Linked DNA regions of Mus musculus: regions 1, 3, 4 and 5 are each linked to region 2. Evidence: chromatin loops called from intact Hi-C (ENCODE). Cell type or tissue: heart. All regions are shown on one strand.

Region 1 (5,000 bases), 62 kb before region 2:
AAGGGTCCGGCGTTTCACCCTGAACCCCCTGTACACAGACAGAAGATGGGGGATGTCTGGGAGGAGCTGAAGACTGAGACGCTCCTGTCGCCGGAGGTGGGTGGAACAGGACGGACGCAGGAGGGAGGAGGGAAGTAGCTGGAGGCCCTGGTCCATGATGACGCTCTCCCACCTAGGTTCAGATGATGCAGAGGAACCGGAAATCCTTCAAACACGCAGAGACACAGACGGAAACACAGACAGAATGAGAGCAGGTTCAGGCCGAACCTCAACCCAACCTGGAGGGACATCTATCCTGCTTGGGCCACCCCGGTCCTTGCACACAACTTTGACAAACTCCATGGAAGTAAAAAAAAAACTCTGAACACTCAGGCCAGTCTGGTCCTTGTGGGGCGGGGCCAGCCAGCACACTGCCTTCTGCATTCCTGGCAGTCTCTCTTGGGCACATCTGGCCAACATGTGGCTCCCATTACCATTCTCAAGGCCTGTGCAAGGCTATTTTTATCCACCGGATGGTTGGGGGTGGGGGTAGTCTCCTTCGGAGACCAGCCCTATGCTAGAGGCAGGGTGGAGGGGCCTGGACTCTGGGCTGGATTCAGGGAGCCAGCTGTGTGCTAAAGGGGTGGAGCCAGCCGTCTCTGGGCCCAGCTCCTCCCAATTAGCCTCTGCGCAAAGGGACTCCTGTGCCCAGTCACTTGGAATGATTTTTGGCCTAGAAGTATCTGCTCAGTCACTAAGTCTAATAGAATTTGCATCAAAGTTGGAGCCTTAGGCCTCCCTGTGATTGCAATGACGGCATCCTATGGCAGGTCATAGGTGCTGGGGACTAGGTGACATTTGTCCAAACACCGGCTAGTTCCGGCCACCGGCTACCGTATTTGTGAGGAATGCTCATAGTATCCGCCCTGTGTGCAAGAGGCGTGTCTGGGTCTGTTCCTTTGATCTGTGAAGTGATCACAAGCATGCACTGGTTGGACCCCCAGAGGGGGTGCAACCCGCAAAAGGAATAAGTTACTCCCACAGCTCTGGAACTCCCCTGCAGCAGGGCTGGAGCCTGGAGGCCTGCTGAAAGCAGTAGTAACCAGTGAGAGACTGAGTCGCCAAGACTACCTTTCATTGGTCATTATTATCGGGAGAAGGTGGGAGCTGGCATTCTTTTCCCACCCACACCTGCCCTATGAAGAGTGCTTAGCAGGCGGCGATGTGACGCCCAATAGCACCAAAGAGATTTGGGGGCAGAGGCAGTTTTTTGAAGGCCCTGAGGCAGTCCCATATCCAGTACTCTGGCCCCACGCTGAGGGGCCGGGTGTCAGTAATAGTGCATTCGTCCCAGCGTGGCCGTGGCTCCGGGCCCGAGCGTGCCACTGCCCAGCAGGTCTGGCTGCCCAGTGCGCCAGATCTCCCGCAGGATTCGTTCACGCTCCTCCAGCCGCTGTGCCCGCTCTAGCTCCTCTGCTGACGTGAAGACATTGACACTAAGGGGCCCGTCGGGCTCTGTGGACAGCTCCTGGCCCTGCAGCGTGTCATCGGGACCCAGCCTCGTCATGGTGTCCTCATCTTCCTCATCGTCCTCGTCTTCCGGCTCTAGGGTGCTGCTCCGGGGGTCCCGGCGCGGAGCAGGGGTCCGGGGTCGCGAGCGAGGCGCGCAGGAGATGCTGATGACCAGCAGGCATAGGGTCAGCAGCAGGCCGAAGCAGACGCCAAGCACGAAGTAGAGGCCGAAGCTCTCGGGGTTAGCTAGGGAGCAGGGAGCGGAGGTCACAGGGGGCCCTGACAGGCTGGAGTCGTCCCATCTGGGAGAGATCCAGGGTCTAGCTAGGCTTGGGGCAAGGAACGGAAGGGCTGCAAGGACAGGGTGAGCAGCTAGGAGTGGAGGGCTGCCTGGGTTATGATGGACGGGCTCCGTGCCCCCAGGCCTGGCCCTCACCTCTGATGTGCGCATAGGCTGCCAGGCTGTTGCTGAGTAGCTCCATGTCCCTTCTTGGGGCATCCATGCTGCTGGGATGCAGCTCGCCTGTCAGCCTGCGAGGTCACCCAGGTCAGGTCTTCCAGAGCCCAAGGCGCTCGCTCCTCGCGTAGCTCCTCCACCCTGGGGTGGTGGTGGGGCGAGGGAGCGGTTCGCCTCACTGGATCGCAGATCTGGACTCTGCTAGTCCTTGTTCCCCCGCAGACGCCTCTCCATCCCCGGGAGCGGCGGAGAGGGCGCACACGCTCCGCCCCCTCGTGGGGTCCCCAGGCGAGGCCCAGCGCACGGAAGGGCGAGGCGGTGCCTCGGGCTCCCCTTCCACCTCCCTCCTGCACCCCTCCACCCGCGGGGCCTCGGCCGGCCCGGCTCGCTCACCCGTCAGCGTCCCGCAGCCTCGCCCCGGCAGTGGCGTCTCCCCGGTGGCCGCATACACCCAGGCCGGGCCGCCCCGTCCGCCTTACCAGGTTCGCACGGCGGTGCGGCCGGACACCGCGACGGACCAGCCGGCGGAAAGTTTCCTCCGAGGAAAGAGGAGGGACGGGGCGGGGCGGGGAGGAGAGGCGGGGAGGAAGAGCGCCTGGAGGAAGGGGAGAGGGGGCGGCCCCTGCTCCCCTACAGGAAGCCGCTGGGGAGGGCGCTCACAGGGTCCGCCCCCGCCAGTACTAACAACAACATTAGTTACTAAACATCCCTAAGGCCTGGAGCCCCTGGCGGCAGGTTACCTCCCCTCCCGCTTCCCGTAGACATCCCTTCATTTAAGCCAGCCAACCCTGGAATGTGGCTACCATTAAATCTCCAATTTGCAAATGAAGTAAACTGAGTCAAAGATCTTGAAGACCTTTGCCACACGGTCAGGATTTGAACCCACAACGCTCTTACTCTAGCGCGCAGGCTCCAAACTACTTTCCTGTGCCTGGCTCCTCCTGGGATGAGGCGGGTCCAAACCCCTTCATCCTTCCAGACCTTCCTAGACCTAGTAGAGGCAGCCGGCACCCCCGCGTCCTTATTGGTTTTCCTCGGAGAAGGGATCTCTCAGCCCCTCCTCCCAGTGCCCTGGCTGAGTGTGTCCAGCTGCTGTGGTCACCCAAGGTTAATGATTGTCGGACTCGGCGGTGAGCCAGGTCCCAGCATATTGCAGACCCCAGCGGGGGCCTCGGCGCTAGGGAACAGCCTCGCTTGCTTTGCTAGCCGGACCTGCCCAGAGTCACACGTGTGCTTCCACCTGGGCTCAAGGCTGGGACCGAAGTGCGCTGGGGGGGATCTGCAGCTGGCCTCTTCTTTCTGCTTACTCTCCTGGCCAACCCCCTTCCCCTCCCTACGCTGGAGCTGGGGTGAGGGGGAGGCCTTCTTGGCGGGAATCTTGGGAAGGAGGAGGGAAAGAATGGCCAGAGGAAATTGCAGGCATAGCTGTAGGCGCTGCCTGAAGCCTGGAGGCCATTAACCCCTTCCCTGTTCAAGCTGCAGACCCCGACTCCTCCAAGCCCGCCTGGGTTCAAGTAGGGGTCAAGAGGAGATGGAGAAAGGACCAAGCTGGCTCAGACCTGGGTATTTTTGTGTTTAGTCTGCTTTGTAAGCATGCGTTGGCCCATGCGTACTTACCTATTTGCATATAATGCTGCCTCAGCATTTTAGTGTGGCATAAGTTCCAGGACAGCCAGGGCTATACAGAGAAACCCTGTCTCGAAAACCCAAAAAAAAAAAAAAAAAAAAAAAAAAAGGAATTGCAGAGGTCAGAGGTTACAAGCCCTCAGGAGGCAGGCATCTTCAAAGGGGCTGTGAGGTGTCATGAAGGTAGTGGAATGCATTAATGTGATGGAGAACATCTTGAGTAACTCTCACAGAGACGCCCCAGGTAAGAGCTCAGTCCTGAGGAGAGGGCAGCCATGCCAGGATCTCGGGGAGCCTGTCTAAGGCAGGATCAAAGGGTAGGATGGGAGCATGAGTGGAGTTTCTGGCATGCAGAGACGGAGCTAGCATGAGAGGTTCGAGGGGAAAGTAACTGATCGGAGACCACACAGGATTTGCAGATCACTCAGGAGCTTGGATTTCATTGGAAGTGAAGTGATAACCCCTGGAGGCTTAAGTTAGAGAGTGTCAGTCCCCACGCCACACATTGGAAAGACTCCTGAAGCTGCTCAAGATAGGCTTGGCCACAGCAGGGCAAGAGTGGAAGCAGAGGGCAGGGCGTGGTGGCGCACGCCTTTGAATCCCAGAACTTGGGAGGCAGAGGCAGGCGGATTTCTGAGTTGGAGGCCAGCCTGGTCTACAAAAAAATCTCAGAAAATTCACCATGTACCATGTAGACCCAAATCCCTTCCTGTCTCCAAAAAACAAAACAAAAAAACAAAACGAACAAACAGTAGAAGCAGAGAGAACAGTGTTGCAAATATTCAGGAAAGGAGTGGTCTGGGTGGTGGTGATGGTGGTGAAGAAGGAGGAGGAGGAGTTGGTAGTCTGAAGGGAGTTGCTGTGTGGACATAGTTTTGAGTGAAGATAGTTTTCGAGGCAGGCAAGACAAGATGAGATTAGCATCCTGGAAATAGGTGGGTCACCCAGTTCCAGAGAACAGGGAGAAGGGAGTCTGTCTAAAGCCTCAGCCCCTGAACCCATACATTAAGGGGTCTCCTCTACAGCAGACCAGCAAGATGAGAGGAAAACCAGGCAGGAGCAAGGATGGGACCCTCTGGGTTCTAGCAGGCAACATTTCAACATCATCAGTGATGCCTGTGGGTGAACATGGCCAGCCCTGTCCCTCCAAGGCATGTGTGGCTTAAACACATACAGAATAACTAGTACTGGGAATGTGTTGACAAACATGGCCTGCCAGCCACTTACATATTAGTGTGTGCTGCGGTTTAGCTTGTACAACTGTATGTAGTGAGGAGACTGGACCTGACTTTGTGTGGCACATACCTGTTCTCTGTGACATCCGCATGGCTATCCTGTGGGGTTTGACATGGGCTTCCACGACGCAGTCTGCATCGCCGAGCTAACATCTCTGTGTCCACCTCTGGATCAGATGTGATCCGTCCTC
Region 2 (5,000 bases):
CAGGAATTGAACCCAGGTCCTCTGATAGAACAGCCAGTGCTCTTAACCACTGAGCCATTTCTTTAGTCCCCAAAGCAGGTTTTTGACATGTAGGTTCTAGGAATCGAATTTCTGTCACCAAGTGTACATGGCTAGTGCATTTACTCCCCGAGTCCCCAAACTTTTTTTTGTTTTGTTTTGGTTTTGGTTTTTTAAAAGATCTATCTTGTTATGCAGCCAGAATGGCCTGGATCCCCCTCCTGTGTTTTCAGGTGTTGCTCTTTTGTCCTTACAGGCACGCATAGGACGCTGGTCCCTGCAGGAAAGACGCTGTGGAAAACCCGCAATGGCCCAGGAGGCGCCCATAGTCATCATTGAGTTGAGAATAATGGGGAAGGTCTGGGTTAAGAGCAAGAATATATTTTGCTGAAAATACAGAAATGTGTGTGGCTTCAGAAATGGATGCTCTCCGAGAGGTCGTCACAGTTTTTTTCTGACTTAAAAATGGACTAGAAGGTGCAGGCCTTGGTTGGAATCCAGCAGGGGCACATGAGATCCCCAGCCATCCGTGTCCAGGGTGGTCTAAGGCAGTCTCTTGAGGGAGGGCTAGGGCGTGCCCATCTGCATCTATAACCTGTCCATCATGGCCAGCAAGTCGTCTCCCTTACTGGTGTTCTGCTCCAGCTGCTCTGTGATCTCAAACTCACCCATGATCCGGGCCAACTCCTCATTCCGTTGCTGGTCCTGTGGGAAGTGTGGAGAGAGGAGAAAAGGAGACGTCTGCAGGGGCGTGTCCTTTCTGGGGCAGGAAGTACTTAAATTATCATGCCATCAAGGGTTCAGCTTTGGGAAAAACAGAATAGGGTGCTTTTGATGATCTTTTGGCTTGTTTTGTTTGTTTGTTTGTTTTTTGAGACAGGTTTCTCAGTGTAGCCCTGGCTGTTCTGGAACTTGCTCTGTAGATCAGGCTGGCCTTGAACTCAAATAGCTGCCTGCTTCTGCTTCCCAAGTAAAATAGAAGTAAAGGCGTGCACCACCACTGCCCAATTTTCATGAAGGTTTCTTTTTATTTTCTGTGTATGAGTGTTTTATCTTCATGTATGTGTGTGCATCATCTGTATGTCTAGTGCCCACAGATCCCCTGTAACTGCAGTTACAGATGGTTGTGAGCCACCATATGGGTGCTGAGCACTGCTCTTAACCACTGAGCCATCTCCATGCTTGAAGAGCAAAAGTTTTCCAAGGAGGATAGTGCTGAGGAGGATAGGTCCAGAGCCCGTGAGGCCCCTCACATACCTGTGTAGCCTGTATGCTGATGACTTCATAGGACAACTCCTCCGGCCTGGACAGTGCTGCGTGTCTACAGGAGGCAGGAAGAGACAGGCCTAAGGTTACACGGTTCATGATTCCTCTTCCTAGTACGGTGAGCCACCTCATGAGAACATGGACACCTGTTTTCTCTGTGTCTCCTTCTGCCCTTTCACACCCCCCCCCCATCCTTATATTTCAGAAAGTCACATGTTTTTGCTTATCTGCCAACACTCTCCCTCTCTTCTCTCAGCAAGTTCTGAGGCCCAGGTCACATGGAGGCCCCTCCAATCCAGAGTGCAAATCAGCCTCCACTAAGACATCTGTGGTCCGTCAGTTTAAATGACTTGGGGACAGCTGGGGGTCCTACACTCCATATCTGTGTGTGTTCATGAGTGTGTGCCCGCGTGCCATGGCAGGCACGTGGGAGTCGGGGATGACCTGTGAGCGTCGGTTCTCCCTCTGTCCCGGAGCTGGAATGCAGGTCCTGGTCTTAGGGCCTTTAACTGATGAGCCATCTTGCCAGCTCAGTCCAGTCATCTCCTAACACATCCTAACACTTCTTGTTTAGCTTCCTTTTAGAGCTTTTGGGGGAGTGACTTCAGGAAGCCCCAGGGAGTCTGTATTCAGGGCAGCATGGATTGCTGGTCACTGGTGACTTTTGCATCTGTGCTTGTGTGTATTGGTCTGCAGTTGTCGTGTCTGTGTTCTTATCCCACGTAGGGGTTTATATGTGTATTTACACTCCATCTAAGCCACAGGGACAAGAATGCATTATATATCTTTAAAGAACGGGTTTAGGACTGGGGAACTGTCTTGGTTTGTGGGGTACTAGACCCAACATACACAAAAGCCCTGGATTTGATCTCATATAAATGGAGTGCGGAGGCACACACCTGTAATCCCAGCACCTCGGAAGCAGAGGCAGGAGGATCAGGACTTTAAGGCTACATAGTGAATTTGAGGCCATCTGGGTTATATGAAACCCTGTCCAAAAAAAAAAAAAAAAAAAAAAAGACAAAGGAAAAAAGAGAAAAGAAAGACAGACAGACAGACAAGCAGGCTTAACGCATACTCCTCTTCCTCATCGGTCGTAAACAGATTCAGTCGGAATCCTGGTTCAGGGCCACTCGGCTTCTTGATCTCCATCCCTCCCATTAGCCTGGCCAAGAAATTCAGCTCTTCTTTGGCAAGAGGGTTTGGAACAATGTTTTCCTGTAGAAACAACGGTGTGATTTGTAGCCACACAGGGCAAACACATTTCCTGCCAAGACCCCAGAGACGCAGGGAAGAATTATACAACAAAGCAAAAATAATAACAGCTTAAATTATTTCTGGGTACAACTAATGCACAGAAAGCAAGCTTAGCCGGAATAATAAAGCAAGCTCAGCAGCAGTGGGACTCCAGCAAAGAAGCAAACCACAGACTTTCAACTCTGAAGCTTAGTGGAATGCCCCAGGGACCACACTTCTCAGACTATCTTCCTCCTCGGGAGGAGAGAAGGGCCCTGCTTCCTCTTCAGTCAGGTCCAGTTCCCTCTGCCAGGCGGCTCCTGTCAGGCCTGCAGCTCAGTGGGTACCATTCTGGAGGAACTCCCATACTGCCCTCTGGTGGTGACATCCAGGAACACAGTAGGCCGTTCCTCTCTCACCACCCTTTCTAGACTTTACCTTCTTACGTGGATCTGGGCTCTACTCTTCACTACTGTCAATTCACTACTGTCAGTTACTGAAAACACACTCTCTTATTTCTGTCTTGCTTGAAACAAAGTCCCCTGACTACCGCATAAAGAACAAAATGGAAGCCGGGCGTGGTGGGGCATGCCTTTAATCCCAGCACTCAGGAGGCAGAGGCAGGTGAATTTCTGAGTTCAAGGCCAGCCTGGTCTACAAAGTGAGTTCCAGGACAGCCAGGGCTATACAGAGAAACCCTGTCTCGAAAAACCAAAAACCAAAAACCAAAACTAAAAAAAAAAAAAAAACAACAACAAACCCCAAAAAACAAAATGGAGGCCTGAAGAGATGGCTCAGTGTTTAAGAGGACCTCTTCCAGAGGTCCTGAGTTCAATTCCCACCAACCACATGGTGGCTCACAACCATCTGTAATGGGATCCGATGCCCTCTTCTGGTGTGGCTGAAGACAGCTACAGTGTATTCACATTTATAAAATAAATAAATCTTAAAAAAATGAAAAAGGAGAAAATGGAGCTCAATGGTGGCGCATGCCTTCAATCCCAGCGCTGGAGGTGGGGTGGGGTGCAGAGGCAGGTGGATCTCTGTGAGTTTGAGGCTAGTCTGGTCTACAGAGAGAGTTCCAGGAGTTACTCAGAGAAATTCTGTCTTGAAAAACCAAAAAACCCAACCCAAATTAAACCAAACCAAACCAAACCAACCAACCAACCAAACAAACAAAAAAGGAGTTACAACCTTCTCTAATCAGGCCCCGGTGTCGTCCTGTCCAGTAAAGCCTCTGCCGCCTGCTTCTGCGGCGAGAAGATGGAGCTATGTGGAGACTCGCTGCCGCTCCAGAAAGGATACTGTTTTCCTTGTTTTGCCTGTGCTCATCCCACCACCACGGCTGGCACCCACTTCTCCTCCCCTGCTATGCGGTGTCTTGCTTACTCCGGAGCCCTATTTCCGTGCCGCTGCCCCTGAAAACCATTGTGTTCCCTTGCCCCCTGCTCCCACCCCAGAGGACAGAGCGCACGGTCTTCTGGCGTAAGCTGTCAGTGTCTTTCCATCTCGCTGTTCGTTTCTACCATTGTCCTTCCCAGAGAACCAAAAGCCTCTTCGGGGTGGGACCACATCGACGCCAAGCTGGTACCCAACACCTTGGGACTTGGTTCCATGAACACTCAATAACTGAACAGTCCATGGTTTGTCCCAGAGTTTGCGCATACGGAACTCAGAGGGATGAAAACCTCATTTTAAAGGAAGGTAGAAGGTCCTGACGACCAGGAAGCACTTTTGACAAGGGATGCTTTGACATTTTCATCTGCATGCATGTATCTGCATGCATGTTGGATCCAGCAGCCACAGGCCTCTCGGCTCTGTTACAAAGCTATTTGCCATGTCCTGGTATTTGGCTCCTATTTAATTGTAATGAACCAGTCCCCATATTACCTAATTAGTCAGATCACTGGAAAGCTCTGAGCAAAGCCACAGTTAGAAATCTGGGTACATGTAAGGCTGAGGGGAAAGTTAACTAGCTTTGAAAGCCAAAGCCCCGCCCCGCCCCGCCCCGGGGCAGTGTGGGGAAAGAATCAAGGAGGAGAGGGAGAGAGCAGCAGCTCACCTGTGCCCTGGAGGCTGCGTTCTTGGATGTTGCAGACATGTGGGTTTCCACAGGACGACTCGCACTGTACCTGGCACCAACAGAAAACAGTGCTGTGACCCAGCCAGGTCGCTGACTCCCTCCTAATTGGTGGGCACACTGCTATTATTCTCAGATAGTAAAAGGCAGCCAGAAAGATGCTGTGAGTTCAGAACACAACTGAGTTGGGAAAAGAAGCTCCCAGTTTGCTTCTTCCCTGAGAAAAGGCCCCAGAAGGAACAGCACTGCGGACACAGAAAGTATCACAGGGAGGTGGTGTGGCCCTCCGCAGCAAAGGGACACTGGCTACTTCTCCTCCACGGTTACTTAAGATTCTGTATCTTTTGCCAGGGAGCCTTAGCGCTTGAATGTCACGTCACGGCTCCGACGTGCATTCTGT
Region 3 (5,000 bases), 71 kb before region 2:
GGGGTAGTCTGGGTCCACTGAAGAGGGACGTCCTCTGGTCTCATAGCAGCAGGAGAATCTTAGCTTGCTCATCAGCTTTGACGAATTGGGCAACTGCCAGCCTGTATTTCTGAAGAGACTTGGAAAATGATTCTCAGGGAGCCAGAAGCAGCGCGGTTGGTTACAGAGTGGGACTGAGAGATTTTCTGACACTGTTGAGGAAGGGAGGAGCTGAGGTGGGAGAGACAGAGCAATTCTTAGAGAGGAAGTGGGCATGGAATAGATTCAGAGTGATGGGGTGGCGGGGGGGGGGGTGCGGGGCAGGTCCCATCGCCAGGACTGCTGCACCCAAATGGGCTCTCACGGGTAGCAGAGAGCTTCCCAGCATCAGAGGAAGGGAACAGGAGGAAAATGGAAAGACCTGTATCTGGCCTGAGGGGGAAGGGATGAAGGTCCCTTTCAGCCAGTTTCTGTACAGATTTTTAGATGCTGTATATTTTTTGCAGCTGTGTTGGGAACAAATGGAGCTGTTGCAGAGAGCTCTTTGGGGAGTTCACATAGAAGTTTGGGCATAGGGTAAAAGCCAGTGAGTAAAAAAACCTTTAAAAGATAGGGTAGGGCTGGTGATATGGCTCAGTGGTTAAGAGCGCTGACTGCTCTTCTGAGGGTCCTGAGTTCAAATCCCAGAAACCACATGGAGGCTCACAACCATCCATAATGAAATCTGATGCCCTCTTCTGGAGTGTCTGAAGACAGCTACAGTGTACTTACATATAATAAATAAATAAATAAATAAATAAATAAATCTTTAAAAAGATAGGGTAAAGCCCGGGATGAGAATAACGAGGAATTCAAAGGGAGAGGTGAAGGAGGGGAGAAATCAGGAGGAGGAGGCTTGTGGTTGGATTTGTCCTGGTCCCTGTCTCTGGGCTCCATCTTATACCAGTTAGGGTTTGCTGGTGCGGGAGGAGGGCCCAGATGTCGCACTGTAGCAGCCAGGGAGCTGAGGCTGAGTGGAACACCCTCTGAGGCTCTTTGCAGACATGTTGCTCTGTTAACTGATGTCTACAAGGCTGTCCAGCTGTTTCAGTTCTAGGCCCCAAAACAATGCCCAGCCCCCTTTTAGAGGTCACTCAAATGGCATGTGAGAGTTTGGGAGTCGGCCTCCGTTACTGCTTCAAGGCTGACCGAAGGGTGAGCAGCAGTTAGATTGTCTCAGAAGAGGATTCATCTAAGGGGTCATGGTAAAGGGGTTGGCAAAGATCTAGAACACAGGGGGTAATAACTGTGCAACTTTGTGGGAAACATTAAGAGACAGTTACATGACAGAAACTTTTTTTTGTAGGCTTACCTGTTTTTATTTTATGTGTATGAATGTCTTACCTCATGTATGTCTGTGTCACCTGTGTACCTGGTCCTTTTGGTAGCCAAAAAGGGTACTAGACCCACTGGAACTTAGAGATAGCTTAAGACAGCATGTTGGTGCTGGGACCCAAGCCTGGGTCCTCTGCAAGGACATTTATGTGATGTTTCCATCGGTATGAACATGAGCTACATGCAGCTGTACAACTGGCTGGACCACGTATCAGCCAGAGCTCTGTAGAACTTGATAAGGCCACTATAGTTAGTTGGCCGTTTGTTCTGTCAGACTCCTGGATAAAGGACAAGCGCCTAGAAGCTTTGTAAAAGATGTCAAAGTCCACATCCAAGGACTCTGAACAGAGTATCTACTTGATATTCTTTGCTTCCACATATAATAAACTTTGAATGTTTATCTCAAATATTAGCAATACAAAGCTATTGTTTAATAAGCAAAACCAAAGGATATCAAGTAAAATAGAATTCTTGGATAGAAAAAAATTGATAAGGTAAGATTTTATAAGTTGGGACGATTACCCTAAATGGCCATATCTAGTATTTGAAAACATGACTCAATACTTAGTTTTATTTACACCAAATGTATGTCTGTGTGACGCAGGCAGATGGGAGGGCGGGCATCTTGTGGTTTTGCTTTGTGCAGTGCCCACAGAGGCCATAAGAGGGCATCAGGATCCCCTGCTACTGTAGTTACGGATGGTTGTGAACCACTGTGTGTATACTAGAAACTGTGCCTGGTCCTCTAGGACAGCCAGTGCTCTTAACCAGTGTCCTAGCTCCCCAGCCCTGAATGTTCAGTGTCGCACCTGATCGTAGCCAGAAAACAGAGAGGTGATAGAATGTTCAACTTTTTTTCCCTCTGGACACAGGATTTCTTTATGTAGCCCTGGCTGTCCTGGAACTCAATTTGTAGAGATCCAACCTCTGCCTCCCGAGTGCTGGGATTAAAGGCCAGGATAGCCTTGAACTCATGGTCCTCCTTGCCTTCCCCCAGCAGTGCATGAAGATCTTAGATTCCCCACAGTCTACCCGTACTTGTTAATGCCTTCATTAGAACCATGCAGGCAGATGGGAGGGCATCTTGTGGTTTTGCTTTGTGTTCCTTTGGAGCTTAAGAGTGTCAGAAAGTTTTCCGTGTTTTCTGCCTCTGTCCAGTTGGACTGTGTTCTTTACTACTGAGTTACAGGAGTTCTTTATGTTCTAGATGAGACGGTAGCTGGGGCTATAGCCGTGTGATAGAGCCCATGCCTGGCAAGCATGAGGCAGGCCTTAGCTTCAAACCCCCAGAACACCAAAGGTGATGATGGTGATGATAATGGTGGTGATGTGATGGTGACTGTGATAAATACATCGATCATCGTGTAAAACTTTCCTAGCCAGTGAAATGTCTTTTCATTTTATTGTCATTCTTCTTCTGAGACAGGGCCTCACTATGTAGCCCTGGCTGTCCTGGAACTTGCTCTGTAGACCAGGCTGGCCTGGAATTCACAGAGATCCTCCTGCCTCTGCTTCCCAGCGTGCTGGTATTTGTATCTGTATGTCTGCGCAGCACATGCATGCAGTACCTCTGGAGGCCACAAGAGGGCGTTGGATCTCCCCTACAACTGGAGTTACAGGTGATTGTGAGCCACCACGGAGATGCTGGGAATTGAAGCCTTGTCCTCTGGCAGAGCAGCCGCTGCTGGTGCTTGTAACTGCAGAGCCATCTCTCCAGCCCCCAGTCATCCTTTGTTAAAATTGTCCTTTGATGCATAGAGTTTTGTGTTCCAGTGAAGTGTACCATATTTCTACTCTTGTGTTGGCTGTGTTTGGGGTGTCACATGAGCGGCTGCTTTCGCTGCTGTGAAGTTGCTGTTTCTCACGCCCCCCCCCCCAACCTTGCACTGCATATCCATTCTGTGGACCAAGCCAGGGGAAGGGATGCACTCATAGGGAGGAACATCAAGCTCAGACTCTTCTCCAGTTATGCCCTGGATGGTGTCTGGAACACGGATATGTTCTTGTCTTTTCCTCATAGCTGCCTTTCTGGGAGAGGACTTAGGTACTACTTCACTGAGAATATTGGTTCGAATGTCTGCCATCTTCCCCTTCCCTGCCCCCGCCCCCCAGCCTTCCTGCTCCCTGACTTCTCATTTAGTAATTCTCTCTCTAGCTTCTAGCTGTAATGTTTACTCTGCTGTTTAATGCGTATGATGTGTGCATAAATCTGTCTATACACAAGCAGGTCATGGGCTTGCACTGTGTATTTTTCCAGGAATGCTGTCTTCTGTAGTCAGTCTCTTTGTTTGCTTTGCTTTGATGGTTCTTCCTGACAGCCCCTCCGATGATTTCAGTGTGTGTTGGGCTGGGCCTGTGGACTCTGCTCATGGTAGTCTGCCTCTGTGTGTGTGCTCTGCTCTATGTGTGTGCTCTGCTTTGTGTGTGTGTCTCTGCTCACAGTGGGCTGCCTCTGTGTGTGTGCTCTGCTCTGTGTGTGTGCTCTACTCTGTGTGTGTGCTCTGCTCTGTGTGTGTGCCTCTGCTCACAGTGGGCTTCCTCTGTGTGTGTGCTCTGTTCTGTGTGTGTGCTCTGCTCTGTGTGTGTGCCTCTGCTCACGGTGGGCTGCCTCTGTGTGTGTGTCTCCTTCCTTTATGAGCTTATGACTTCAGCTTAGCTGTGGGAACCTTGTAGGCCTTAGGAAAGAAAGACTTCCAGTAGGATTTGATTTCGTTTCTGCCAGCAGCCAGTGGACACCAACTCCTCCCAGCCACCTGGCCATCTCAAGGAAAGGTGACACGGGGTGACTGAGCTTGCAGCCTGTGTTGTTAAGCGGAGGGAGCAGAACCTGGGACCCTGCCCCACATCACTGGCCCCAAGCTCAGGAACCTGAGCAGAGTTACCCATTTTCCTACCTGTGCTGGGTCTTCATTGTTAATTGACATAGAAAGACCCAGTGCATTGTGGGTAACGCTGTTCCTAGGCATGGGAGCTGGGAACAGCCTAAGAACAGAGCTGGCTGACAGCAAGAAGGATCTGTGTGTTTATTTTCTCTCTGCTCTTGTCTGCAGATTGACATTTCCTGCTTTAACTTCCTCGCAGTAATAAACTGTAACCTGGAATGGGAAACTGAACAAGCCCTTCCCCCGTTGCTTGTGTTCTTTATCAAGGCATTTGTCACAGTGACAGAAACGAAAGCAGGATGCCACTCTGGCCTTCCTCCTCTATTTATGGACTTTTTTTTTTTCATGACAGGGTCTCAATATGTAGCTCTGGTTGTTCTGGGACTTGCTCTGTAGACCAGGGTGACCTCAACCTCCGAGATCCCCCTGCCTCTGTCTCCTGAGTGCTGGAGTTAAAGGCACCCAGCTCTATCTGTGCATGTCTACTGTCCTCTTTTTTAATTGCTTTGATGATTTTATTTTGCAAGTGTTTTCTTTGCGTGCATATCTTTGCACCAGGTTTGTGTCTGGTACATGAGGCCAGAAGAGGGTGTTGGATCCCTTAGAAGTGGAATTACAGATGGTTGTGAGCTGTCATGTGGTTGCTGGGAATCAAACCCAGATCCTTTGGAAGAGCAGCCAGTGCTCTTAACTCCTGAGCCATGTCTCCAGACCCTCTCCTAACCTCTTTTCCTCTTTAGGAAAACCATCCTAAGGAGTATATGA
Region 4 (5,000 bases), 170 kb before region 2:
TGACCACATATTCTATGTCAGGATAGTTAACGGCTTTCTCTTTCAACTGCCATCTGTTCCCAAACCCCAAACACAGCCAAGCCCTGCATCCTTACACTTGTGGCCTTTTTAACAAATCCAAATCACTTACCGTCCCTTCTCTAGAACAGCTACCCTGCCTAGTTCCCAGAAAAACCAAGATGCCGGCTGTGGTGGCACTCAGTGCCGAGTTCTAATCCCAGGCTTGCCATCTGAGGCCAGATGCTGAAGTTCTTTCAGTTGCTGTAAATATTAATGAGACATGAGCACAGATCGTGGGCACAGAAAAGGCACAGAGGAAATGTGATTCCCTTCGAGCTACACTATCAAGACAGTCCAACAGATCCAAACACAGCCCAACAATCGTTGAGGAATGTGCTAGCTGACCAAACCCTTCTTACCCTTCACAGAGGCAAAGCCCTGTCATCACTGACCACAGCCCTTTGGATTTGGCTCCGGCCGTCTCTCCTTAGTGGTCAGCCCTGTGGGCACTGTGCTTGGAATTCAGGTCTCCTCGCTTCAGCCTGCTTGTCTGTCTCTGCAGCAACTATATACTGTTGTGTACCACCCGGCCTTCACCATGACAACTGCTCTGTCCAGATACTGAGCCAGCTAGGCTAGGAGAAGGCTGGAGGGGGGCAAGGGTTTCTCCCAGTCTTTCCCTGAGGTTATAGGACCAATCATTATTATAGCCTTCTCCCTGTAGTACAGACATTCCGGGGCCTCCCTAGAGGCAGAGATCCCTGACTCTCCATCCTGTGGCACGACCTCAGGAGGCTGCATGAGGGTCTCTAGAAGGGAGCAGAAGAAGAAGACAGAAGTCTGTAGCCTTGGGAGAGTAGCAGTGAGGCTAGTCCAGAGCCTCCTTCATTCCCAGGAGAGGGGACAGCTGAGGTGAAAACAGCAGTTGGCCAGCCTGTCAGTCGGTCTGGGCTCCTCCCTGCCGGCTGCCTTGGCTGCCCACAGAAACCTGAGTCACAGTCACAGGCAGCCGCCTGACCCCACCCAGCCTGCTGTCAGGCAGGGCGGTTCTGGACAGACTGGAGGTGGAGCCTCTCCTTGACTTCTCACGGACTCATTATCCCCCCTCTCTGCCTCTGATTCCCGAACTTGGCCCTGCCTTTTCTTTGGGACAGTTCTCCGAGTCATCAGTTTTGAATTAAGGGTGGGGGCGGGGCACATGTATTGATCTGTAAGGTCTCATCCTTGCTCAGACTGCAACCTGAAAACTCCTTGGGGTGGCTGTCAGGGATCAGGAGTAGAGCGCATGCTTTGTATGGGCAAGGCCCTGGGTCTCATCTCCAGCACAAACAAGACAGAACTCCCTACACAGCAGGCCCCAAGTTCTTGGACTTCTCCCTTCAATTTTGAATTCCAGCCCCTCCCTCTCCCTCTCTACCACCTGTAGGGAGTAAGACTTTTAGGAAACCAGATATCCCTCCCGACCCTCATCTCCTGTTCCCTAGAAAAGAAGGCAGTAAGAGTGGAACGTAAGAAATTCAAGGTCATTCTCAGTCAAACAGCGTGTACAAGTCCAGCCTGGGCTACAAGAAGCCCGGTCTCAAAAAAAAAAAAAAAAAAAAAAAGAGAAAGGAAGGAAGGAAGGAAGGAAGAAGGAAAAAAAAAAGGAAATTGGAGAAGAGACCCCAGGACCAGTTGTTTCTCATCCCTAGTAGGAGCTTGAAAAAAGACTTCCTCTAAGACACCCAAAGGCTTGACCTCTGTAGTACAGATTTTTAGTTCCTCCTGCCTAGGAACTTCTGCTCTTCCCTTCCTCCTCAAGAGCTGTAAGGAGAGAAAGAGGCAGCTGGTCACTACTACCCTGAAGGACTTTTCCCAGTCCCAGTCTCAAGCCGCGGGCCCTAGAGGCTAAGAGGCAGTCTAAGTCACAGCCCCTCCTCTTCTTTGTGCTGTGCGGTGGGGGTGGAGCGGGAGTGAGAATCTGGTGGCTGCACTTTCCGCTGCCCCCCAAAAGGCTCCTCCCACTTCCTACTTTGTGGGGGTGGAGGCAGCATCCCAGGCCCTAGTCCTGAGATTTGTATCTGAGTTAAATCTCCTAACCGTTTTCTTCAGTACTGGGTGGGTTCATCCTGGGCTCTGCCCCATCAAAACTAGGCGATTGGGAGCGTTTTGGCTCCTGCCTTCCTTCTAGGACGATTTGCAAGGGGACATCATCCTGATCTTCAGTCAGGGAATTTCCCCAACCCCAGCCCAGCCTGGTGGAGAAACTAACGATTCACTCGCTCTTGTCTATTTCCGTGGAGGGGGAGGAGACTGCCCCGGGCAGCTGAGGCCGACAAAGTTCCCTGCCTCGAGCTGAATGGGCAGGATATCCTCTTGGGGTTTCAGCCCAGATGTTACACATACCCATGATTGCACTTTCTTTGAGAAGGCATGTGGAGCCCCCTCATACCCTTAAACATAAAGGCACCAGTCTTTTCTAAATAAATAAATAGCAAACAAATAAATAAATCTGTTAATCATCAGTTGCTGGGCTGGAGCTCCTGGTCAGTTACAGGGAGAAAAGAGAAGTGTCTATTCTGCCTGCCTACTCCAAACGCATTATAGGGCTGTAGCACTGCCCTGGCTCCCCAAAAGGCATTCTCCCAGGCTCCATATAGGCCCTTCAGCTGTGCCAGAATGCTCTAGCTGTTGCTGGCCAGGAAACCTGCCCCTCCCATTGGCTACCTCTCAGATACCCAGCTGCTCTGCAGTACTAAAGGCTGAGGCCAGGGTTCCTCAACTTTGGTACCTCAGGCATTCTGTGTCCGTGAATTTTCTGTTGTGACAGGGTTGTAGGATTTTTTAAAGCCATATTCTTGTCTCACATTCACTGGATGCCAATAGCACCCTCGGTTGTAACAAAAAAAGTGTCCTTAAACACTGACCAAAATGCCCTCCAGAGTGCCTGTGTAAATGCAAACATGCCTTTGGTGGAGGACTGAAGATGCAGCCAACCACCACACACCTGAGCTACCCCTGCCCAGTTCAGAGAACTCCCCAAAGCCAGTCCTAGATGATCAGACACAAGTGCAGATTTCCAGTTTTCATATCTTTCCCAGGTTGGAATCTCTTGCTCTTAGGCTCCTTTAAATCCACTGTCCCTCTTTATTCCTGAACTCTCCCCACTGTGGGAATCTCACCACTCCCATTTTTTTATCCCAGGACTGGGAGGTAGGAGGAAAACCAGCCCAAGCAGCTGGTCCCTTGTTGGGTTCTCTGCAGGGCTCAGTACGAGCCTATGCCCAGCTCTGGACAATGTAAACCTTAGACCTCTGGATTCACAAGAGACAGCCATGGACTCTAGTATCCATGTGATCACCTCATCCTGCAGATGGGATGACTAACAGCAAATATGGAATGTCATCTTCATCCTCTTTTATATCTGAGTTCCCATCATCGTCATCATCATATGTACTCAGCACTTCCTATATACCAGGCCCTATGCTAAGTACTTCATTTCCATTGTCTTACTTAATCTTTACAATGACCCTCAAAATACTTCATGGCACCATTTAATTTAATTTTTTTATTTATTGTGAAGCATATCTCATACATCCCAATTGCCCTCAAAATTGCCCCATAACCAGGGGTTTTTATTTATTATTATAAATACTATTTAAATATTATAATACTATTTAAAGGGAGTTTTATTATATTCCTTACTTTTAAAAATTGGTGGCATGTGCCTTTAATTCTAGCACCAGGGAGAAAGAAGGTGGATCTCTGTGAATTGGAGGCCATTCTGGTACACTGGGTGAGTTACAGGCCAGCCAGGGCTACACAGTGAGTCCCAATCTAAATATATTTTTTCTTTTGTTTGTTTATTTATTTATTTATTTATGTGTGTGTGTGTGTGTGTGTGTGTGTGTTTGTGTGTTGGTTTCTCTGTGTAGCCCTGGCTGTCTTGGAACTCAATCCGCAGACCAGATTAGCCTTGAACTCAGAAACCTGCCTCCCGGGATGAAGTACATTCTTAATTCTACATAGGAGTGCAGAGATCAGAGAGCAACTTGCAGAAATTCGTTCTCTTCTACCATGTGGGTCCCAGGAATCCAACTCAGATCATCAGGTTTGGCTGAAAGCACCTTTACCCACCAAGCTGTTTTTCCCCCTGAAGCCTGTCTTGAAAGTCTGATCCTCCAGCCTCCACCTTCCAAGTGCCGAGATTGCCGGCCTGTGCCATCACGCCTGTGCCATCACGCCTGCTTGATGTAGTGCTGGAAATCCGAGCCCAGGGCTTAGTGCACGCTAGGCAGCCACTGTGGGCTGCACTGCACCCCCACATCACTACTGCTGTTTATCAACTTTAGAGTTTCAGGAGACGTGTCACTCTCGTTGCTGGCCTTTAGCACCATCCTTTTCTAAAGTCACTCAGCCTCCACCTCGGGCGAATCTTCCCTCCCCCCTCCCCCCAGGGTTCAAAGCGCCAGTTACTTACTACTGGGATAGAAACTGCTGCTAGGTTGCCTGAAACTTCTCCCTTTCCCTGAATCGTACTCCCTGCCCTCTCCCTTGGAATGACTGTTCTGTGGAGGTGCTCTAAGGAAGGAGGGTCCAGTGGTTAGGAAGGGGAAGGAGAGACAGGGAGACAGTGCCTCCCTGGCCCTAATCTGTGGACAACTAGAGAAATGACCTCCAGGTCAGGACAAAGAGCAGGGCTAGGATAGGCAGAGCCCAGCGGCCCCTCCTTCCTCCCTCCAGTCTGGTCCTCTCTGCACCAGTACCTCTACTATCGATCCACCTTCCCAGCAAGCTCCCTGCACCCTGTCCGAAGCCAAGCCCGACTTGGCTCGAAGCCCTCACCTCAGCGGGCGGGCATTGAAACAGGAGATAGGAGAGCCCACTCCAGAGCCCCGAGTATTTTCGGGGAGGAGGGTGAAGTGAGGCTTACTACTCTTTATCGCGACGAGCCGTAGGAAAGAAAAATCCTTCTGGAGAGATGTGGGGGCGGGGGATGGGGGTCTTCTGATGAAGGTAGG
Region 5 (5,000 bases), 220 kb before region 2:
CTGCCTGCAGACCAGGCAGGTCCAGAACAGAGGGACAACCCCCACAGTACACCTGGGGGAAAGGAAACTAGGCCACCCTCTTCCAGAAACAACTTCAGCCTACAGAAAGCAGGTCAGTCTTCTCGGGGCAAGAAGAAGGCCGCCGCTGCCCCTGTTCAGCTTTTTGGTTCTTTCCTTCCGATGGAAATCTCTGTAACTGGAAAGGTCTCTCTATCGCTAAAGAGGAGGAGGCCAGGGCAGCAGGGGCCCCCCCACGGGTTATGTGGGACAGAGCAAGAATCCTGAGAAGGACGAATGGATGTACTCGGTGGAGTAGAGACCATTGGCCTGATCTGAGGGCATCTGCACCCACACCTGGTCATTGGGCCGCAGCTGGAGCACAGCCCCTCCCGAAGCCTGGTCCAGGTAGCCCTTCTTGTATTCGTCGTACGTGTAGGTGGCCGGCACATTGTTCTTGTACAGGGCTACCCACACATTGGTGCCCTTGACATGCACATGGTATGCAAAGTAGTAGACCCCTCCCACGGGGCAGGTGAAGATGCCAGTGGCTGGGTTGTAGCCGCTGTGGCCATTGTAGAGAGTCCGGTCAAACCTAACCGGCATGCCTGAGGCAGGGAAGGGGGAAGTGAGCACTGCAGTAAAGGCTGGAGTGGCGTGGGCTGACAGCTCACCGAGCCCAAACTGTGGCTTGCCTCCTTTGCCCAGTACAGCTCCCTCCACGCCACCATTGGGCAGATGCAAGCCTGCGATACCAGTCTCATCCAGGGCTCCGGGGGCACCAGGAGGCCCAGGAGGCCCAGGGGGCCCAGGAGGACCTGTGAGTCCTGGGGAGCCAGGGACTCCAGGGGGCCCTGTGGGACCAGCAGAGCCAGGCTCCCCTACTTTTCCCTCTCCAGGAGGCCCTGGAAGGCCCGGTTCACCCTTCAGGCCTGGCAGACCCTGAGGCCCAATAGGGCCAGCTGGGCCCTGGAGCCCTGGGATTCCAGAGGGACCCCTCAAGCCAGGCTGCCCAGGAAGCCCCAAGTCACCTTTCTGTCCTAGGGCTCCTGCCACCCCTGGCCCTCCAGGGCGACCTGTAAAACCTGGCTCACCCTTAGGCCCAGTCGGTCCAGGGGGTCCATGGGCCCCAGGAAGTCCCCTCTCACCAGGGAGCCCAGGCTTCCCAGCCAGGCCATTAGGCCCTTGGTCTCCTCGAATGCCAGGCACTCCTGGGGGACCTCCAGGTCCTACCTCTCCCTTTGACCCAGGGGGCCCACGTCTACCAGGAAGCCCTGCAGACCCAGGAAGGCCAGGTGGACCCCCAAGTCCCTGTGGACCCTGCTCCCCTGGCTTCCCATCCTCTCCTGGCTCACCTCTGTCTCCTAAGAGCCCTGGGGCCCCAACTGGGCCCCTGTCTCCCTTAGGTCCTGGTTTTCCTGGCATCCCATAGCCAACAGGGCCTATCAGGCCAGGGGGGCCCCGGAGCCCTGGCTCTCCTTTAGCCCCTACTGGACCCTGTGGCCCTGGCACCCCTGCTGCCCCTGGTATCCCCACACCATCTACCCCAGGAGGGCCTTTTGGACCCACAGCTCCTGGCTCTCCCCTAGAACCTGGAACCCCAGGGGGGCCAGAATCACCTTTGTCTCCTGGGGCTCCTGGTATCCCATCCAAACCTGGTTTGCCCAAGCCAGCTGGACCGGGCAGCCCAGGGGGCCCAGGGGCACCTGCCTGTCCAGGGGCTCCAGGCAGCCCTGGTTGGCCCACTCCATTATCCCCTTTGAGGCCCCTATCTCCTCGGGGCCCAGGCTCTCCCTGGGGTCCTGGCTCCCCCCTAAATCCTGGAGGCCCTGGAGCCCCCTGGGCACCTGGTTTTCCAGGGACAGTAATACCTGAGGGACCAGGAAGGCCAGGGGGTCCTGGGGGCCCCCGGAGGCCCTGGTCCCCTCGTATCCCTGGCTCCCCCCGTAGCCCTGGCTGCCCTGGTGGTCCAACCTTGCCTGGGAGCCCTGGGGGACCAGCTTTGCCCATTCGGGAGAAGCCAGGGGGGCCAGCAGGGCCTGGCTGTCCATGAACCCCAGGTTTTCCAGTGCCTGGTTTTCCTGGGAAGCCAGGAGGCCCAGGGGGACCCCGAGGTCCCGGCTTCCCAGGGGGACCTGGCTCTCCTTTCAAGTCCATTGGCAGCATCGGTAGAGGCATTTCTGAAAGAGAGAGAAGGGGACAGTCAGAGACCTGGACAATGGAAGCTGGGTACCTCATCTATCCAATCCCCCATGGCAATGTGCAGAGTACTGTGGAGGAACAGAGAATCTGCTCACAGAGAACACTCCCAGAGCTGTCCCCCCATATTGGAGGGCGTCTAGAGCTGTCCCTGTCCCGTTGCTATCCTGGGAACATTGCAGGAGTCCTCATCCAGAACTCCCTGTACCCAACTTCCCAGCCAGGCCTTGCCCAATGAACTTAGAATATTTATGGCTGCAAGACCTGATGGCCATCCCACCACCAGGCGGCGCCAATAACCCGCATTACAGACCAGTCAAGCTGCTTCATTACCTATCTATCTTCCTGCCCGGCCCCACCCCCTTATAAAGACCACCTGCACCAGCCAATCACAGCCAGTTTCAGGCCCTGTAAAGCTGAGAATCCCTGGACCAGTCGAAGTAAGACTAAATGAAGATGGGAAGATCTCAGTTGCACCCTGAGGAGCTGTGGTCTGGAGTGTCTGGAGGGATTTAGGTAAGGGAGGAGCGGTCTTAGATACGGTAGAGTAGGGGAGGCTCTCACCCAAGTACTGGCCTTTGCCCTCTCGGAAAGGCGGTCCCACGGGTCCTTTCTGCATGGGCTGCACATACTTTACCGGGGCATAGCCCGCTGCACCCCCAGCTCCGCCGCCAGAGGACACTCTTGGCCCACACCCCAACAGCAACAGCAGCAGCGAAGGCAGGGGCATCAGAGCCCCCTGCATGGCGTCTGTGGATGGGCTGCAGGGAGAAGAAGAAAGGCTGTCACCAAACCAGCCACCAGGACCACGGGCTCAGATCGTTGTTATTCAAAAGCAAATCTCAAAGTCACTGGTCTGTATGTATTGTCTGCTAAACCTCTTCCAGACCTGACCAGTCTCCCCCAGACGAGGATCAGCGACCAGACAGAACCCTTCTGAGAAGCACCTCGACCCCAGCGCACACCTTGCCAAAGCAAACCTTTTCAAGATGAGGGCCCTGCCACCTATGTGCAGGCCAGCTTCCTGCCAATTACCACCTACCACCGGGGCTCTTCAGAGATGTAAATTCTCATCTCCACACGGGCGTATTGGGGTCACTGCCAACCCCAGCACCCAGATGATATAGGGGAGGCAGGTCTGGGACTTGTCTTGGTTCCTTGCAATTCCCCATCACGCTGATGTCCATCTGGACTCCATACTTGCAGAAGCCAATGCCTTATCTTGAGCCCCTCCTTCCTTTCCTCTCCCTGTAACCTTTACTGTCACCCAGAACTCCTTACAGGACAGCACCCAGGCCCCAGTAGCCTCGTGATTCTGAGCCTCAGTTATCTTCTATTTATCCTTCAAGTCCCTGTCCTCCACAATGCCTTCTGACAGCTACACAGCCCTTCAAGTCCCAGCTACCCACAGCTCTTAGCTGAGCTCAGAGAACAAGGGCTGGGTTCTGCCAGCTTGAATACTATACTCATCAGAGAGGGAGTGTGGGCAAATAGAACAGGGTAATATGTCTACACAAATCTTGTATGCAAATGTCCATGACATTACATTATCCATAGCAGCCCCAGATGAAGGCAAACCTAACTGGGATGCTAGAACAGTATGCACGCTCTCCACACAATGCACTACTTTTTTTTTTTTTAAGTGTCTTTTAAATTACATTTTACTTATGTGTTTGAGAGAGGGGCACATATGAATGTTGCAGTCATCAGACAACTTGCATGAGTCGGTTCTTTCCTTCTGCCATGTAGATCCCGGGGATCAAACTCAAGTCATAAGGCTTCCCAGCAAGTGCCCTTACCTGCTGAGCCACTTGGTGCGTCCAAAAATGTTTTTCTTTTTCTTTTTGGCTTTTTCGAGACAGGGTTGCTCTGTGTAGCTCTGGCTGTCCTGGTACTCACTCTGTAGACCAGGCTGACCTCGAACTCAGAAATCTGCCTGCCTCTGCCTCCTAAGTGCTGGGATTAACAGTATGCACCACCACTGCCCAGCTCCAAAAAATGCTTTTTAAAACCGGGTTTGGCTTAGAGGTTAAGAGCTCTCTTGGCTTCTCTTCCAGAGGACCCTGGTTCAATTCCCAGCAACCAAATCTGTCTCATATCTGTCTGTAACTCCAGATCCAGGGGATCTGACACCTTCGCACAGATACACAGGCCGGCAAAACACCAATGAACATAAAATAAATTTAAAAAAAAACTGGGCATAGCTGGGCATAGAGGCTGGGGAGATAGATGGCTGAGTATTTAGAGCACTGCTCTTCCAGATAACCCGGGTTCCAATCCAAACACCCACGTGTCAGCTCACAACCCTCTGTAACCCCATGTAGGTGACAGAAAGTGGTTTTCTGTTTACTTGTTTCTCTGTGTAGAGCCCTGGCTGTCATGGAAATTAGTATGTAGACCAGGCTGGCCTCAGACTCAGATATGAGTGATAGGATTAAAGGTGTGCACCACCACTGCCCAGCTTCACAAATTCTTCCTTCCTTCCTTCCTTCCTTCCTTCCTTCCTTCCTCCCTCCCTCCCCCTCCCTCCCTCCCTCCCTCCTTCTTTCTTTCTTTCTTTCTTTCTTTCTTTCTTTCTTTCTTTCTTTCTTTCTTTCTTTCTTGTTTTTTTGTTGTTGTTGTTGTTTGTTTTTGTTTTTTGGTTTTTTTTTTGGTTTGGTTTGGTTTGGTAAGTTTGCTTTGGTTTGGTTTCTTTCGAGACAGGGTTTCTCTGTGTAGCCCTGGCTGTCCTGGAACTCACTCTGTAGACCAAGCTGGTCTACAGATTCAGCCTTGAACTCAGAAATCCGCCTGCCTCTGCCTCC

Evidence for each region. Peaks named below come from ENCODE experiments on the same cell type or tissue, not always from the same donor. Only the 100,000 strongest peaks of a DNase experiment are listed, where the experiment ranks them.
Region 1: it touches region 2 in a loop (2.2-fold over the local background); 15 of 42 quality-filtered maps call a loop at or near these places.
Region 3: a loop joins it to region 2, with 2.5 times the contacts of the local background. A loop is called at or near these places in 18 of 42 quality-filtered maps.
Region 4: it touches region 2 in a loop (2.9-fold over the local background); 12 of 42 quality-filtered maps call a loop at or near these places.
Region 5: it touches region 2 in a loop (2.7-fold over the local background); 7 of 42 quality-filtered maps call a loop at or near these places.

The regions. Positions count from the first base shown.
Region 1 is chr4:126,145,973-126,150,972 of GRCm38, reverse strand. Eva1b (eva-1 homolog B (C. elegans)) reads right to left here and starts at 2,970. Exons shown (of 3, transcript NM_172145.3): 1 at 2,342-2,970; 2 at 1,928-2,022; 3 at 1,099-1,737. The coding sequence starts at 1,994. The coding sequence ends at 1,310. It overlaps Sh3d21 (SH3 domain containing 21), which reads left to right. Exons shown (of 16, transcript NM_001162533.1): 15 at 39-96; 16 at 177-371. The coding sequence ends at 248. In heart, a CTCF peak has its summit at 2,682; DNase peaks (open chromatin) are centred at 532, 2,452, 3,002, 3,132 and 3 weaker places; H3K4me3 peaks cover 4,008 bases; H3K27ac peaks cover 4,928 bases; H3K27me3 peaks cover 570 bases.
Region 2 is chr4:126,084,045-126,089,044 of GRCm38, reverse strand. Oscp1 (organic solute carrier partner 1) reads right to left here. Exons shown (of 10, transcript NM_172701.3): 7 at 4,583-4,652; 8 at 2,363-2,502; 9 at 1,276-1,339; 10 at 1-723. The coding sequence ends at 607. Among named protein-coding and RNA genes, the nearest start is that of Lsm10, 10 kb to the left of the region's middle. In heart, a CTCF peak has its summit at 2,894 (motif pointing left); a DNase peak (open chromatin) is centred at 2,834; H3K4me3 peaks cover 300 bases.
Region 3 is chr4:126,154,772-126,159,771 of GRCm38, reverse strand. The region is part of intron 10 of Sh3d21 (SH3 domain containing 21); the gene reads left to right. Among named protein-coding and RNA genes, the nearest start is that of Sh3d21, 6.1 kb to the left of the region's middle. In heart, CTCF peaks have their summits at 2,002 (motif pointing right) and 2,927 (motif pointing right); a DNase peak (open chromatin) is centred at 4,321; H3K27ac peaks cover 1,752 bases.
Region 4 is chr4:126,256,968-126,261,967 of GRCm38, reverse strand. No RefSeq gene overlaps it. Among named protein-coding and RNA genes, the nearest start is that of Trappc3, 2.9 kb to the left of the region's middle. In heart, a CTCF peak has its summit at 2,768; DNase peaks (open chromatin) are centred at 987, 1,957, 2,257, 4,787 and 1 weaker place; H3K4me3 peaks cover 3,649 bases; H3K27ac peaks cover 4,559 bases.
Region 5 is chr4:126,307,557-126,312,556 of GRCm38, reverse strand. It overlaps Col8a2 (collagen, type VIII, alpha 2), which reads right to left. Exons shown (of 4, transcript NM_199473.2): 3 at 2,761-2,957; 4 at 1-2,177. The coding sequence starts at 2,941. The coding sequence ends at 259. Among named protein-coding and RNA genes, the nearest start is that of Adprhl2, 12 kb to the left of the region's middle. In heart, a CTCF peak has its summit at 2,483 (motif pointing right); DNase peaks (open chromatin) are centred at 826, 2,026, 2,476, 2,806 and 1 weaker place; H3K4me3 peaks cover 647 bases; H3K27ac peaks cover 589 bases; H3K27me3 peaks cover 1,481 bases.